Regions from separate parts of the Homo sapiens genome. Here region 2 is linked to region 1. Evidence: chromatin loops called from intact Hi-C (ENCODE). Cell type or tissue: K562. All regions are shown on one strand. Region 1 holds the start of LOC124904731 (a long non-coding RNA gene). Region 2 has its middle 6.7 kb from the start of NPAS1.

Region 1 (2,500 bases):
TGGGCAACAGAGCAAGACTCCATCTCAAACAAACAAACAAACCTATATATATATATATATATATATATATATGTGTATAAAAATCTTGAATCCTACCACAGCTCCCGTCTCTGCTTCCTGGATCTATGGATGGTCATAAGGATGTAACCAGGTCATGTATGTAAAGCTCTGAATCGGCACGGAGCCTAGCACACAGTAGGTGAACTCAGAGAGCTGCCATGATGATGATGATGACAATTGGTCTCTCAGAACCTTCATCCTTCCGGCTGCCCCCTAAACGCCTCTCTGTCCTTCACATCCACATCCAGTACCTCAGCCAATCCCATCTGCTCGCTCTCTCTTTCTTTCTTCTCTCTCCTTCCTTCCTTCCTTCCTTGCTTTCTTGCTTTCTTGCTTGCTTGCTTTCTTGACAGACTCTCGCTCTGTCACCCAGACTGGAGTGCAATGATGTGATCTCGGCTCACTGCAACCTCCCACTTCCAGGTTCAAGTGATTCTCCTGCCTCAGCCTCCCAAGTAGCTGGGATTACAGGCACGCACCACCACACCCAGCTAATTTTTGTATTTTTGGTAGAGATGGGGTTTCGCCATGTTGGCCAGGCTGGCCTCGAACTCCTGTCCTCAAATGATCCTTCTGCATCGGCCTCCCAAAGTGCTGGAATTACAGATGTGAGCCACCGCGCCCGGCGGCAAATAGCACTTTTTCAAAGACACCATCCCTCAACACTCCTGACGGCCCTTCCCTGCTTCCTTTTTCTACTTGAAGTTTCGCTTTGTATTGTTACTGTGTTCTCCTGGTGTGTGGTCTGCCACAGACCAGAGTGTCAGTCCCATGAAGGCAGGATTTGTATCCATTTTGCTCACAGCTGTATCCTCATGCCTACAACTGCACCAGTGCCTGGCACAGGGGAGACTCTGTGGTAATTGCTGAATGAGTGGATATAAGAATAAATGGGGCCAGGCGTGGTGGCTCACGCCTGTAATCCCAGCACTTTGAGAGGCCGAGGCGGGTGGATCACGAGGTCAAGAGATCGACACCATCCTGGCCAACATGGTGAAACCCTGTTTCTACTAAAAATACAAAAATTAGCCGGGCATGGTGGCAGGCGCTTGTAGTTCCAGCTACTCAGGAGGCTGAGGCAAGGAGAATCGCTTGAACCCGGGAGGCAGAGGTTGCAGTGAGCCGAGATCGCGCCACTGCACTCCAGCCTGGGCGACAGAGCGAGACTCCGCCTCAAAATATATATATGTATAGTCCATCTCCCCTGGTGGTTGTGAGGATGAATTGGGTTTGTATTTGCAGGCTTCCTGAGCTGGCGACATCGTCTGGTGCAAAGGTGGGCTTTTTGCGCGGCGCCTGTGCTTCCGCCTTCTGCCGCTCGGGGGCAGCAGGCGTCCGGCGGATTCGCCCGCGCGGCCGGGCCGGGAAAGGAGCGGGGGCAAGTCCGCAGGAGGAAGCTGATGAAATCCTGGCCAACTCGCAGTGAGCTCATCCCGCCCGGGCGCCTCCGGAAGCCACGGGGCCGCCCGGCCTCCGCCTGGCCCGAGCGATAAAGCTCTCGTGCCGAACCAGGGCGGGAAGTCCTTCCTGAAGTCTGCCCTGCGTGGGGCCTGCTGCCAGAAGCCTGGGCCGGAGGGGAGGGGCGAGGACGAAGTAGCGAACCGTCCGCTGGCTGTCTTAGAAGGATGAAAAGTGAATTCTGAGCCTGGCTGTGGGAGTAAGAGAGAGGGCATCGGGGAAGGGAGAGGGGGGCGGGAGAGACAGAGACAAGAGGTGGGAGAGACGACAGGAAGAAGAGACAAAGGTGGGGAGACTGAGGCAGAGGAGGGAGAGAGAGAGAGACAGAATCCAGGAGGGACAGCTGAGAGAGTCAGATGGAGCGACAGAGACAGAGATGGGGGAGACAGAGACACGGAGAGACAGAGATGATGGAGACAGAGACTGGGAGAGACAGAGATGATGGAGACAGAGACTGGGAGAGACAGAGATGATGGAGACAGAGACAGGGAGAGACAGAGATGATGGAGACAGAGACTGGGAGAGACAGAGATGATGGAGACAGAGACAGGGAGAGACAGAGATGATAGAGACAGATGGCAGAGACAGAGGTAGCGGAGAGAGACTAGGAGAGACAGAGGTGGCGGAGACAGAGACGGGGAGAGACAGCAGTGGTGGAGACTGATGGGAGAGACAGATGGAAGAAACAGAGAGGGGATATGAGAGACAGAGACAAAGGCAGAGAGATCTACAGGGAGACAGAGACAGGAGAGATAAACATGGGAAAGAGAGAGACAGAGAGACCCAGCGAGTGGCAGAGATAGGGGAGTCAGGAGCGACGCAAGGGTGTGGGAGATGGAGTCAAAGTAGGGGGTCAGAGGTGCCGAGCTGGAGGTGAGGGAGACGGGGCGAGGGGGCCGGGGAGGGGCGCTCGGGGCGGGCCTGCGAAATCGGGGCGGGGAGGGGCGGGGCGGGCCCCGGAGGGGCGGGGCGGGCCCCTCCC
Region 2 (2,500 bases), 230 kb after region 1:
TGCAGTGAGCTGTGATTGTGCCACTGAACTCCAGCCCTGGGAGACAGAGCAACACCCTGTCTCAAAAACAAAACACAAGCCTGGTGCAGTGGCTCACGCCTGTAATCCCAGCACTTTGGGAGGCTGAGGCGGGTGGATCACTTGAGGTCAGGAGTTCAAGACCAGCCTAGTCAACATGGTGAAACCTGTCTCTACTAAAAAAATTACAGAAATTAGCCAGGCATGGTGGCGGGCGCCTGTAATCCCAGATCTCAGGAGGCTGAGGCTGGAGGATCGCTTGAACCCGGGAGGCAGAGGTTGCAGTGAGCCAAAATCATACCACTGCACTCCACCCTGGGTGACAGAGCAAGACTCAGTCTCAGAAAAAAAAAAGAAAAAGAAAAAGAAAAAGAAAAAGAAAATTGATGGTGAAAAGCGATTAAAACAAGGCCTGCTATCTCGTAAGGGTCCAATGATTGTTAGCTTTTATTAATTTAATATTACTTGTATTTTTTTTTTTTTATGCAGGGTCTCACTCTTTCACCGAGGCTGGAGTGCAGTGATGTGATTACGGCTCACTGCAGCCTCTACCTCCCGGACTCAGGTGATCCTCCCATGTCAGCCTCCTAAGTAGCTGGGACCACAGGTATGCGCCACCACTCCTGATTAACTTTTTGTATGTTTTGTAGAGATGGGGTCTTGCTCTGTCTCCCAGACTGGAGTGCGTAGCACAATCGTCGCTCACTGCAGACTCGAACTCCTGGCCTCGAGCAATCCTCCCACCTCAGCCTCCCAAAGCACTAGGATTACAGGTGTGAGCCTCCGTGCCCGGCCAATATTATTTGTTTTGCTAACATTTATGTTAATTGCATGCTCTTCAGGCCCACCTGGGAGGCAGGTTGGCTGTGAGCTTGCATGTCCTGAATCTCTACTTTCTTCCCCTCCTCTCAGCTCCTGCAAATCGGACCCAGTCTTGTCTCCCCAGTGCCCTCAGGACACACTGAGTTTCTCACCCGGCTCTGCAAGGCCCTGAGTGGCCTGTGACTGAATGGTGGAATAAATGGGTGGATGGATGCAGTGACAGAAACAGTAGCTCATTCCCCTGCTTCTCGGCCAGCTCCTGGGACACTTCGCTTCCAGCCCCATTTCTCAGAACCCGCCTCCTCCTCAGTCCCTGCTGCTTCTCCTTCTAATCCGGCCTTACTTCCTAAAAAGCCGCCATCCGGGCTTTCTACTCTTCCCGGGATGGCCATGGCTGGGCAGGGCGGCGCTCTGCTGACCCCTGGTGGCCGCGCGGAGTAACACAGCTCATTCTCCACCAGGGCAGTTGGCCTGGAGCCCTGGAGCGAATGCTGGGTGCTGGCTGCGGCTTGGGAGGCACAGCTCCCGCCCTCGTAGGTTTCACAGGAAAGTGGGGAAGACAAAGGATAATCAGATACTCACACTGTCGTATGCGGCAACCCTGGCGTCATCTGCACCTTCTCTCTGCCCCAGTCTCATGCCATCTTCAACAAATTCTGTAGCCTTGACCTTCAAGATACCTGGAATTCCCTGTTCTTTCCACTATCACCGTCCTTCTCTGGTCTAATCCGCCACCGTTTCACTCCTGGACTATCGTAGTTACCTCCTTGCTGGACTCCCAGAATCCAGGCTCAGTCTTAACTGATTTCTCCTTTAGCCTCAGGCTCCAATGTGACTCACTTGACACTCTTACTGATTCGTCTTTATTTAAAATATTGATAGTTTGTTCATCATGGATTTGGTTTTTTTGCACTAATTTTGATTTTTTAAACAAGTCTCTTTTTTTGAGATGGAGTTTCGCTCTTGTTGTCCAGGCTGGAGTGCAATGGTGCCATCTCGGCTCACGACAACCTCCGCCTCCTGGGTTCAAGCCATTCTCCTGCCCCAGTCTCCCGAGTAGCTGGGATTACAGGCATGCGCCACCACACCCGGCTAATTTTGTATTTTTAGTAGAGACGGGGTTTCTCCATGTTGGTCAGGCTGCTGTGGAACTCCTGACCTCAGGCGATCCACTCACCTCGGCCTCCCAAAATGCTAGGATTGTAGGCATAAGCCACCACGCCTGGCCCAAAAGACTTTTATTTATTTATTTTGAGATGGGGTCTCACTCTGTCACCCATGCTGGAGTGCAGTGGCAGAATCTTGTCTTAATGCAGCCTCAACCTCCTGCGATCTTCCCACGTCGACCTCCTGAGTAGCTGGGACTACAGGCATGTGCTGCCATGCCCAGCTAATTTTTTTTTTTTCTTCGAGAGGGAGTTTCCCTCTTGTTGCTGAGGCTGGAGTGCAATGGTACAATCTTGGCTCACTGCAACCTCTGCCTCCTGGGTTCAAGCGATTCTTCTCTCTCAGCTTCCCGAGTAGCTGGGATTACAGGCATGTACCACCATGCCTGGCTAATTTTGTATTTTTAGTAGAGACAGGGTTTCACCATGTTGGTCAGGCTGGTCTTGAACTGACCTCAGGTGATACGCCTGCCTCGGCCTCCCAAAGTTCTGGG

What was found. Peaks named below come from ENCODE experiments on the same cell type or tissue, not always from the same donor. Only the 100,000 strongest peaks of a DNase experiment are listed, where the experiment ranks them.
Region 2: a loop joins it to region 1, with 5 times the contacts of the local background. A loop is called at or near these places in 13 of 110 quality-filtered maps.

The regions. Positions count from the first base shown.
Region 1 is chr19:47,243,275-47,245,774 of GRCh38, reverse strand. It overlaps LOC124904731 (a long non-coding RNA gene), which reads left to right and starts at 1,580. Exons shown (of 2, transcript XR_007067278.1): 1 at 1,580-1,717. RefSeq lists enhancers at 690-1,190, 1,390-2,383, 2,482-2,500, a silencer at 1,536-1,585 and a cis regulatory region at 1,170-1,821. In K562, a CTCF peak has its summit at 1,362 (motif pointing right); a DNase peak (open chromatin) is centred at 1,474; H3K4me3 peaks cover 1,150 bases.
Region 2 is chr19:47,011,905-47,014,404 of GRCh38, reverse strand. No RefSeq gene overlaps it. Among named protein-coding and RNA genes, the nearest start is that of NPAS1, 6.7 kb to the left of the region's middle. In K562, a CTCF peak has its summit at 1,264 (motif pointing left); a DNase peak (open chromatin) is centred at 1,274.